Linked DNA regions of Homo sapiens: all the other regions are linked to region 1. A link is an interaction called in ENCODE POLR2A ChIA-PET data of the cell type or tissue named here. Cell type or tissue: A673. All regions are shown on one strand.

The links. ChIA-PET counts read pairs that join two places held together with the same protein. Peaks named below come from ENCODE experiments on the same cell type or tissue, not always from the same donor. Only the 100,000 strongest peaks of a DNase experiment are listed, where the experiment ranks them.
Region 2: POLR2A ChIA-PET joins it to region 1 with 5 read pairs; 2 of 35 experiments call an interaction of 5 or more read pairs at or near these places.
Region 3: POLR2A ChIA-PET joins it to region 1 with 6 read pairs; 6 of 35 experiments call an interaction of 5 or more read pairs at or near these places.

What each region holds. Positions count from the first base shown.
Region 1 is chr2:151,327,693-151,331,692 of GRCh38, forward strand. No RefSeq gene overlaps it. Among named protein-coding and RNA genes, the nearest start is that of TNFAIP6, 28 kb to the right of the region's middle. In A673, no CTCF peak of the experiment used is centred here; DNase peaks (open chromatin) are centred at 1,349, 1,819 and 2,149; H3K4me3 peaks cover 1,825 bases; H3K27ac peaks cover 4,000 bases.
Region 2 is chr2:151,447,062-151,451,061 of GRCh38, forward strand. The region is part of intron 20 of RIF1 (replication timing regulatory factor 1); the gene reads left to right. Among named protein-coding and RNA genes, the nearest start is that of RIF1, 39 kb to the left of the region's middle. In A673, no CTCF peak of the experiment used is centred here; no DNase peak of the experiment used is centred here; H3K27ac peaks cover 471 bases.
Region 3 is chr2:151,422,881-151,426,880 of GRCh38, forward strand. RIF1 (replication timing regulatory factor 1) reads left to right here. Exons shown (of 36, transcript NM_018151.5): 8 at 70-162. Among named protein-coding and RNA genes, the nearest start is that of RIF1, 15 kb to the left of the region's middle. In A673, no CTCF peak of the experiment used is centred here; no DNase peak of the experiment used is centred here.

The sequences.
Region 1 (4,000 bases):
GAAAATTCCTACTAAAGAAGAATAGAACATACAGTGGACAGTGCTGGCATTATTTTCTTACTCCCTGAGTACGCGGATACTCCATAAGACTTACCCTTTGGAAGCAACCACCGTTTATATTAGAATGCAAGAAGTTTGCAGATCAGGTGCAATGGCTCAAGCCTGTAATCTCAGCACTTTGAGAGGCAGAGGTAGGCGGATCACTTGAGCCCAGGAATTGGAGACCAGCCTAGGCAACATGGCAAAACTCAATCTCTACAACATAATACAAAAATTAGCCAGGCATGGTGGCGTGTGCCTGCAGTCCTAGCTACTAGGGAAGCTTAGGAGGGGGGATCACTTGATCCCGTGAGGCAGAAGTTACAGTGAGCATAGATCACACCACTGCACTCCAGTCTAGGCAACAGAGTGAAACCCTGTCTAAAAAAAGAAAAAAAATTTAGACTGCCATTCAAATACGGCAAAGTAAAACACCTGTTCACCCTCACTGCCACCCAAAATCTCACCAAATTGTTGGTAAAGAAATGTAAAATGGAGGCCGGGTGCAGTGGTTCATGCCTGTTATCCCAATATTTTGGGAGGCTGAGGCAGGAGGATAACTTGAGGCCAGGAGTTGGAGACCAACCTGGGCATCACTGTGAGACTCTGTCTCTACCAAAAAAAAAAAAAAATTAATTAATTAATTAATTAGCAAGGCATGGTTCCAGCTACTCAGGAGGCAGAGGTAGAAGGATCACTTGAGCCCAGGAGTTCAAGGCTGCAGTGAACTATGCAAACTATGATCACATCATTGCACTCCAGCCTGAGTAACAGAGCAAGACCTTGTATAAAAAAAAAAAAAAGAAAGAAAGAAAAGTTCAAAAATTAGGCCAGGCGCGGTGGCTCATGCCTGGAATCCCAGTATTTTGGGAGGCTGAGGCAGGTGGATCATCTGAGGTCAGGAGCTCGAGACCAGCCTGGCCAACATGTGAAAACCCATCTCTACTAAAAACAAAAATTAGCCGGGCATGGTGGCAGGTGCCTGTAATCCCAGCTATTTGGGAGGCTGAGGCAGGAGAATCGCTTGAACCTAGGAGGCGGAGGTTGCAGTGAGCCGAGATCACACCACTGCACTCCAGTATGGCAACAGAGCGGGACTCGTCCTAAAAAAAAAAAAAAAAAAGAGAAAAAGAAAACTTCAAAAAGTAATAGGCACAGAGAGAATGGGAGAAGAAATAATAGCCACCAAGAGATGTCAACAAAACAGACTTATGATAACTGATTTAGCAGACTAGCGGAAGCTGAAACTAAATGATTGCAGTAGGGGTGAGGATGAGGGATGCCAAGAAGCACATAGATTGGGCTACCAAGTCCTTCAAAGGCCCAGAAATTAGAGCCACAAGTTGTCTCTGAATATGGGAAGCAGATGAGGCTAAAATCGGGAGGACTGGCTGATGTCTTGCATAAAAGCAGTTCAACCAGTACATCTCCTCATAACCTGCACAGCCAGGCAACTGACCCTCCTTCTTCTGCAGAAGGCTTGACATTATTTTCAGGGGAGGTTAAACCAGAAAAATCTCTAGACTCAAGGATAGCAGGTATGCAGGCATGATTGAGGTAACTTACTGGCAACACAGAGATCAAGTACAAATCTGCATTCTGAACAATGAGACTTACCAACCTCAGCACCCAGATCATTCCATCACCACCATCCTGAGATGAAAGTGGAGGATTCCTTTCTGGAGAGAGTGACCAGCCCCAGAAAAGAAGGCCAACAGCTACTGCCCAGAAAAAAAAAAAAAACAGATACCTGAACAATCACTCTGCTATAAACTCCCTACTTGTCAGACCTCATACATACAGAGCTTCCAGTTGTCAAGGATCATCCAACATTTGATAAAAGCTTCTTGCTTGGAAGAGGGAGATAAACAAATATGTGGGTGCACAATAACGCAAGGAACGGATGAATATGTTTTTAAAACTTATAATTAATATTCTAACAAGGATAAGAGAATATATATAGCATTTAAGAACAAAGGAACAAGAAACTATTAAACTGGAGGCTGAATATTAACTATTAAACTGGAAACTATTAAACTGGAGGCTCAAAAAAAAAGAAGAAAGAAAAGGAAGGAAGGAAGGAAGGAAGGAAGGAAGGAAGGGATCCAAAAAGCTTCCAGAGAAAGAGACAAAAAAATAGGTCACATACAAAATATTACAGACCATAAAGACAACAGTCTTTTCAATGAAATTGGATGTTGGAATAAGCTTTTACAGTTTTAAGGAAAAATGATTAACAATATAGAATTGTATTCTCATGCAAACCAATCAAGTTCAAATATTGAATGCAGTTTTATAATTCTGTAAACAGTTTGGAGCTGAATTAGGAACAAGTGCATAGAAAACTAAGTAAATAGGAGGGAAAAGGCAATTATCACTTCCAGAGAAAAACAAAGACTTGTGCAAGAATTAATATTTAATCATAGTACACTCGGCTAAGAATAATATTTGCATAGTCATGATAATATAAGCACTTAATATTCTTTACATTTCTGATAGAACCATATTGGGAGGATGGGAGTAGGAAAGTATAGAGATGGTAGGCAGGAGATAAGAGAGCTAAATCCTCATCTTTTATGATACACAAAATAGTTGAAAATGAATGGTGTCTAAAATGAAAAAATAAGAAATAGCACTATAAGCATATTATTATAGAAAAACAGAGCCAAATACCTGAAGAAACTTCTGAAATAATGTAAAATGTTTGACTTTGAAAGTGGAAATTATGAGGCAGCAGTTGAGAAGTCTAGCAAGTTACCATATTTTCAGTCTTCTAGAACTATCTGACTTTTTAAACTCTGATAAGTATAAAAATTAAATTTTAAAAAGCCAAGGCTGTTTAAAAAGGTGTTTCCTTTCTAAGAAGGAACATTTTTTGATATAGAGTTGACTTGAAGATATCTACCATAATTTTTTAATTATTGATTTTTCTGTTAGGTATTAAACGAAATTCCTAAGCCTCTTTGTGCCTGTTGTTTTTTGTTCTTTAATTAAACTTTTAAATTTTGAAATAATTATAGATTCACATGCAATTGAAAGAAATTGTTCTGAGTTCCTATGTGCCCTTTACCCAGTTTCCTCAATGGTAACACTTCACCACAAGGATCCTTGCCAGACTGTTTTTCAGAGTGACTTCACCATTTGACATTCTCATCACCAGTGGATGAAGTTTCCAACTTCTCCATATTCTCACCAGCACTTGTTATTATCTGATTTTTTATTCTATCAATCCTAGTGGGCATGAACTACTTTTGATTTGCATTTCCCTGATGACCAATGGTGTTGAGTATCTTTTCACACACTCATTGACCATCTGAATATCTTCTTTGTAGAAATGTCTATTCAGATCCTGTGCCAATTTTTCAATTTTTATTATGAGTCCTTTATATTCTGGATACTAGACCCTTATCAGATACATGGTTTGTAAGTTTTTTCTCCCATTCTAAGAACTGTCTTTTGCCTCTTTAGTTTAGGAAACTGCCAAACTGTTTTTTTAGAATTGACTAACCATTTGATACTCCCTCCAGCAGTATATGAGTGATTCAGTTTATCCGCATTCTCATCTGCATTTGTTATTGTCATTGTTTTTAATTTTAGCCCTTCTGATAGTGATATCTCATCATGATTTTAATTTTGCATTTCTCTAATGGCTAATGATGTTGAATATCTTTTCATTTGCTGTCTGTACACCTCTTTAGTGTATACAGTCTATGGGTTTTGCCCATTTTCTGATTGGATTGTTTGTTATTTTGCTGTTGCATTTTGAGTATTCTTTATGTATTCCAGATACTAGTCCTTTGTTAACTATATGGATTTCAAAGCTTTCTCCTAGTCTGTAGCTTGTCTTTTCATCCTGTTAACAGGATCTTTCAGAGAGCAAAGGTTTTAAAACTTTCGATGAGGTCCAATTTATTAATTTTTCCCTTTATGAATAGTGTTTTTGGTACCATCTAAGCACTCT
Region 2 (4,000 bases), 120 kb after region 1:
GCCTCCCGAGTAGCTGGGACCACAGGCGCCCGCCACCACGCCCGGCTAATTTTTTGTATTTTTAGTAGAGACGGGGTTTCACCGTGTTAGCCAGGATGGTCTCGATCTCCTGACCTCGTGATCCGCCCGCCTCGGCCTCCCAAAGTGCTGGGACCACAGGCGTGAGCCACCGCGCCCGGCCTCTTTCTTTCCCTCCTCATGGAAAGGACAGCTGTTGGGAACAGATTGATATGCGTCATTCCAGAATAGACCTCTTTCTGTTTACGCATGTCATTTGTATATTGATCCTTGCATATGCATTTGAATATATGGTATTCTTGCCAATGAAATCCTTATTGCATTTATTCCAAAGTAATTATGTAACTTTTCGTAAAACACTGTCTTGGCTCAGTTTCAAGTCAATCCATATAGCTCTATTATTTGTTTCAACTGCTGTCTAGTATTCTGTAGTATGGTTGTACCATTACTTGGAATTCTATTATTTATTTATTTATTATTTTTTGAGACAGAGTCTCACTCTGCTGCGCAGGCTTGAGTGCAGTGGCACGATCTCAGCTCACTGCAGCCTCCGCCTTCTGGGTTCAAGCGATTCTTCTGCCTCAGCTTCCCGAGTTGCTGGGACTACAGTTGCACACCATCATGCCCAGCTAATTTTGTATTTTTAGTAGAGATGGGGTTTCACCATGTTGGCCAGGCTGGTCTCGAATTCTTGACCTGAGGTGATCCACCTTGGCCTCCCAAAGTGCTAGGATTACAGGCGTGAGCCATTGCACCTGGCCTGGAATTCTGTTATTTTAAGGACATTTTGTTTTTTTCTATTATTTATTACTGTGTATGATCCTGGTAATGGCCTTCACACAGAAACCGTTGTTTTTCCATGCAGATTATTGAAATGATATTTGTTGTGCCTGTTTTCTCTATAGCTTATATCTAACACATATTTTAATGAGGAATAAAAGAAAGTAAAAATAACAGTTCTTTTTTTTTTTCTTGCCCCTGAGACAGAGTCTCACAGTGATTGTTGGACGACAACCCAGGCTGGAGTGCATTGGTGCAATATGGGCTCACTATGACCTCTGCCTCCCAGGTTCAAGTGATTCTCCTCCCTAGTAGCTGGGACTACAGGTGTGCACCACCATGCCTGGCTAATTTTTGTATTTTTAGTAGAGAGGGGGTTTCACCGTGTTGGCCAGGCTGGTCTTGAACTCCTGACCTCAGGTGATTAGCCCACCTCAGCCTTCCAAAGTGTTGGGATTACAGGTGTGAGCCGCCGCGCCCAGCCAAAAATGACAGTTCTTATTGTAAAAGATTACAAACAACAAAGCAAATTCCCCCTCACACGTCTTCTCCTCAGTAATAATCACTACCCATAGTTAGATGTTCATTGTTTTAGTGTTTTAAATGGATTTATATACATATCCTCTACTTGTTATTAGCACAATTCTAATTGTATTTGTCGGAGTGACTTTAAAAATGTAAATCAGATCTTGTCACTCTTGAAGTATTATAGTGTTTTGTTAGATTTGGAATAAAAATCTGAGCTCCTTACACTACCCATGAGGTTTCTGCTTCCTTTTCCAAAGGACTTACCTAATCGCGCTTGTTTATTTTTGTTGTATAGCATCTTATTTCCTTTTTAGTACTGTCTCGAAATTGTTTATTTCTGTACTTTATTATGTTATTTCACCCACACTCCATGAGGTTAGGGACATTGTCTGTCATGATGGTGATTATCTCTGGGATCTGTCTACTGAATAAACAATGTGCAGGTTTTTATAACTGATCGGAAGAAGGTTGACCCTCAGTTATCACCTTTAAAAAATGGTCTTAGTTAGGCTTTCTCCCTTTGTTCTTTTCCAGAAGAAACTTGGAGTCTGTCAAATTTCACAAAATACCCTGTTGAGATTTTGCTTGGCTTTGATAAGGGTGAATTCACAGATTAATTCGGAAAAGAATTTACGTCTTTCTAATCAAATTGTTCCTTCCAGGGATTTGTGTTTATTTAGGTCTTCTAAAGTTAACCTAACTTGATTATTGTTTTTAAGCTGTTTTTTAACATTATAAATGGGTCTGTTCTTCCCTCATACTTGCTTGTTGCTGAAGGACATAAAAGTTGTTGCTTACATACTTCCTTGTATTGAATCATGTGTTTTTGGGATACACTTCTTGGTTACAGTGCTATTCTTTTAAATTATCATAGGATTAATGTTTTTTTCTGCATGTATATCTTCATTAGTGATATTGGAGTTCTCATTGTTCAATTTTTGTATTATGGCAATAGTGACCTCTTAGAATGATTCAGAAAACTGTTCTTCACCAATTTATATAGTGTAAAAGGAATGCCATATCTACAGTTGTATTCTTTTTTTCTTTCTCTCTTTTTCTTTCTTTTCTTTCTTTCTTGATGAGGTCTTGCTGTGTTGCCCAAGCTGGAGTATAGTGGCTATTCACAGGCACCATGCACACTACAGCCTCCACCTCCTGGGTTCAAGCAGTCATCCTGCTTCAACCTCCCGAGTGGGTTGGACTACGTGATGCCAAGCCCACCAACCTTTTTGTTCTGAAGTCTTCTCTTTTCTTGGTTGGACTTGGTAATTAAAGGCTTATCTAAGTCTACCAAGGAAAACAACATGTAGTTTTATTTTATTGATCATTACTACACAGCTTTTTACTTTTCTTTGTCTTTAATACATTGAATGGTTTTGTTTTAAAGCTTTTTTCAAACATATGCATGTAAGACTTTGATTACTGCCATCAGTGATCATATAGACTACTTTGATGCCTTTTTTTTTTTTTTTGAGACCGAGTTTCACTCTTGTTGTCCAGGCTGGAGTGCAGTGGTGCGATCTCGGCTCACTGCAACCTCTGCCTCCGGGTTCAAGTGATTCTCCTGCCTTAGCCTCCCTAGTAGCTGGGATTAAAGGCGTGTGCCACCACGCCTGGCTAATTTTGTATTTTTAGTAGAGACGGGGTTTCTCCATGTTGGCCAGGCTGGTCTTGAACTCCTGACCTCAGGTGATTCTGCCTGCCTTGGCCTCCCAAAGTGCTGGGATTACAGGTGTGAGCCACCACACCCAGCCTTTGATGTCCCCCCCTTTTTTTTTTAATAGCACCAGGGAACTTGGAAGGGTGCTTTGTAATTTGAGAATTTTTTATGGATATGTGTTGCTATTTTATCATTAATTTTTTATTTTACTGTATTGTGATCAGAGAGGATCATCTAGGACTTCTAATTTTGGAATTCATCCTGTGTTATAACTGTGATAATGTAGTTTTATAATTGTTTATTTATAAGACACTTGGGATCAGGTATCTCCCTGATTATGAATTTGCTGTATATTAACATGTTTATTAAATACTTTGATGCCATATTGTTATACATTAGAGATTAATGACTACTGATGTTTTCATTGTAATGTGTTCCTTGTTACTGCCTTTTTCTTAAATTCTACTAGCTTGAAATTTATTACACCTTCTTGAAAATTTGTGTCAAATGTGTCTTTAAAAACACCATCCTGAGCAATAATTCTTTCTTTTTTTTTTTGACGGAGCCTCGCTCTGTCGCAGGCTGGCGTGCAATGGTGTGAACTCGGCTCACTGCAGCCTCCGCCTCCCGGGTTCAAGCAGTTCTCCTGCCCCAGCCTCCCGAGTAGCTGGGATTACAAGCATTCACCACCACGCCTGGCTAATTTTTGTGTTTTTAGTAGAGACGGGGTTTCACCATGTTGGCCAGGCTGGTCTCGAACTCCAGACCTCAGGTGATCCACCCACCTCAGCCTCCCAAAGTGCTGGGATTGCAGGCGTGAGCCACCAGTCCTGGCCAGCAACTTCTTTTTATGTTTTGTTTCCACTGGGTTTAGTGAAAACTTTTACTTCATAATTTTCAAGAGGAATTTGATAGAGAATCTGTGATCCTAGTATTTCCAATCTCAGTTTATTGGTTGATATGATGGCTTTTATGGGGATCTTAAAAGTGAATTATTTTTCTTAAATATTGAGG
Region 3 (4,000 bases), 95 kb after region 1:
TCCTAGACTTTGGTATTGGATTTTTTTTTCTAAGAGTCTGTTTGGTAAATTAATTGCTTTTGTTTGCAGAAATTAATCTCAGAACTTCAGAAGCTATTTATGAGTAAAAATGAGACTTACGTGTTAAAATTATGGCCTTTGTTTGTCAAACTACTTGGAAGGGTAAGTGCCCAGTTAATGAACAGTCAACAGTTTTTACATGCTGGACTCTTTATTTTCTTACCTTTTCTTTGTACAGTTGATGCTCATTATTTCCTTTGTACAGCTGATGCTCATTATTTCATGCCTACTCACTAAAATTTATTTGTAAATCTGAAACCAGTACTTGCATTGCTTTTGCTTTCATTTGTAGACACCCAAAGTGGCAAAGAATTGGAGTCACACAACGTGCATGTTTCCAGCTGAGGTCAAGCAAGGTTACGCTCTGCCTTTTTGTTTTAGTTCTCATACCTTAAACAGGTGTCCTTTTTATAATCCATGTAATGCCACATTTTTCACTTTTCTGTGCTTTTCCTGGTGGTTTCACTGTTTAAATTTGGAACCTAAAGCTTGGGTCCAGGTGCTTTCTAGTTTGTGTTCCTAAGCAAAGGAAGGCTGTGATATACCCAATGGTGAAAATAAACTTTGTTCAGGCATGATTTATAGAGCTACTGGCTGTGAGTTTGATGTTAGTGATTCATTTGTATAAAATATCTTCTAATAGACGTTAAGCAGGTTATATATTGAACAGCTGACAAAAGTGTTGTGTCCAGAGAACCTAACCCTGTATTTCCCATGGGAGTGATCACTCAGTATTTGCCAATTTAGTGTTCAAGGCTACTTTATATAATAGAAAACCATAACTACTATGAATAATGAGAGAGAATCAACTGTATGTTCAATGATTAAGCCAGGTTTTGGGTGGTAGGGGGTGTGCTGCTTTTATTGTGGTAAATATACATGTTCTAACCATTTGTAAATGAACAAGTCAGTGGCATTAAATCTATTCATAATGTTGTAAGCATCACCACTATCTATACCCAAAACCTGTGCATCATCCCTAACAAAAACTGTACCCATTAAAGAGTAAACTTCCTCTGCCCTCCTCCTGCACCCAGACATCACCCTTTGGTAATGTCTGTTCTACTTCCTGTCTCTGAATTTGCTTATTCTAGGTACCTCATAAAAGTGAAATTATAACATATATGCCCTTCCGTGTCTGGCTTATTTCACTAAGCATAAAGTTTTTTTATTTTTCTCTGAGACGGAGTTTCGCTCTTGTCACCCAGGCTGGAGTACAATGGCGTGATCTTGGTTCACTGCAACCTCTGCCTCCCGGGTTCATGCAATTCTCCTGCCTCAGCCTCCTGAGTAGCTGGGACTACAGGCATGTGCCAGTATGTCCGGCTAATTTTTGTGTTTTTAGTAGAGATAGGATTTCACCATGTTGACCAGGATGGTCTCGATCTCCTGACCTTGTTATCTGCCCACCTCGGCCTCCCAAAGTGGTGGGATTATAGGCGTGAGCCACCGTGCCTGGAAGCATAAAGTTTTTAAGATTTATCCATGTCATAACATATATTAAAGTTGGATTCTTATGGCTGAGTAATTGTATGTATATAACACATTTTGTTTATCTGTTGAGAGACATTTAGGTTGTTTCTACCTTTTGGCTATTGTGAATAATGTTGCTGTAAACACCAGTGTACAAATCTGTTGGAGTTCCTGCTTTCAGTTTTTTGGGTATATGCTTAAGAGTGGAATTGCTGGGTTATGTAGTAGTTCTATGCTTAACTTTTTGAGAAAGCTCCAAACTCTTTTTTTGAGACAAGGTCTGGCTCTATCTATCACCCAGGCTGGAGTGCAGTGGCACAACCTCGCTCACTGCAACCTCTGTCTCCCAGTCTCAAACCATCCTTCCATCTCAGCCTCCCAATTACCTGGGACTACCACCCAGCCCGGCTGATTTTTTTTTTTTTTTTTTTTTTTTTTTTTTTCCATATTTTTTGTAGAGACTGGGTTTTGCCGTGCTGCTCAGGCTGGTCTCTAACTCAAGTGATCCGCCTGCCTCAGCCTCCAAAATTGTTGGATTACAGGCATGAGCCACTTGAACCAGCCAGCACCAAACTCTTCTGTAGCAGCTGCCCCATTTTACATTCCCACCAGTAATGCACTGGGGTTCCGCTTCCATAATATCCTCACCAACACTTTTTATTTTCCTTTTTTTGATAGCCATCCTAGTGAATGTGAAGTGGGATTGATTTGGTATAGATTTGCATTTCTCTGATTACTAGTGATGTTGAACATCTTTTCACTTGGTTCTTGGCTGTTTGTTTCATTGTCTGTGGAGAAATGTCTAAGTCCTTGGCCCATTTTTGAGTAGGTTTGAATTTTTGTTGTTGAGTTGTAGTTCTTTATATGTTTTGGATATGCATCCCTTAGTTTTGTGATTTGCAAATATTTAATTCCGTTCTGTAGGTTCTCTTTTGCTTTCTTGGTAATATCCATTGCAGAGTTTTTAATTTTGGTGAAGTATAATATATATATTTTTTGTTATTGCTAGTACTTGACATCATATTCATGAAGTTGTTGCCAAATCCAGTGTCATTTTTGTTTCCCAATGCTTTCGTCTAAGAATTTTCCAGTTTTAGATCTTGAATGTAGATCTTTGAACCATTTTGAGTGAATATTTGGATATGGTGTAAGGTGAGAGTCCACGTTCATCCTTTTGCATGCAGATGTTCAGATTCCTCAATATCTTTTACTGAAGAGGTTGTTTTTATTAAATCCTTGTGGTACCCTTTTTTTTTTTTTTTTTTTTTTGTGAGACAGAGTCTTACTCTGTTGCCTAGGCTGGAGTGCAGTGGCATGATCTCGGCTCACTGCAACCTCTGTCTCCTGGGTTCAAGCAATTCTCCTGCCTCAGTCTCCCAAGTAGCTGGGATTACAGGCGCGCACTACCATGCTCGGCACATTTTTTTTTTCTTTTCTGTATTTTTATTAGAGAAGGGGTTTTACCACGTTGGCCAGGCTGGTCTCGAACTTCTGAGCTCTAGAGATCCACCCGCCTCGACCTCCCAAAGTGCTGGGATTGCAGGCGTGAGCCACCGCGCCTGGCCTGTGGTACCCTTTTGAAAATCAATTGAACATAGGTGTAAAGATTTATATCCAAGCTCAGTATTCTATTCTTGTGGTCTGTATGGCTGTCCTTATGCCATTATCATATGTATTAATTACTATAGCTTTATGCTAAGTTTGGCAGTCAGTTTGTCTGGTTTTATTATTTTTCAGGATTGTTTTGGCTTTTAATTTTTTTTTTTTTTTTTTTTTTTTGAGCTGGAGACTGTCCGTGTCGCCCAGGCTGGAGTGCAGTGGCGTGATCTCAGCTCACTGCAACCTCTGCCTCCTGGGTCCAAGCGATTCTCCTGCCTCAGCCTCCCGAGTAGCTGAGACTGCAGGCGCACGCCACCACGCCCAGCTAAATTTTTGTATTTTTAGTAGAGACAGTGTTTCACCATATTGGCCAGGCTGGTCTCGAACTCCTGACCTTGTAATCCTCCCGCCTTGGCCTCCCAAAGTGCTGGCATTACACGTGTGAGCCACCACGCCTGGCTGTTTTGGCTTTTTGAGACTGCAATTCCGTGTGAATTTGACGATCGACTTCTTTATCTGTGAAAAAGACAGTTGGAATCATGGTAGGGATTGTGATGAATCTGCATATAATGCCTTGAGTAGTTAGCATTTCATTGATGTTAAGTCTTTCTACCCATGAACACAGATGTCTTTCCATTTATTTAGGGTTTTTTTTTTGTTTTTTTTTTAAGACAGAGTCTCGCTCTGTTGTCCTGGCTATATTGGCTCACTGCAACCTCAGCCTCCCGGGTTCAAGTGATTCTCCTGCCTCGGCCTCCCGAGTAGCTGGGATTATAGGTGCCTGCCACCATGCCTAGCTGATTTTTGTATTTTTAGTAGAGATGGGGTTTTACCATGTTGGCCAGGCTGGTCTCAAACTCATGACCTA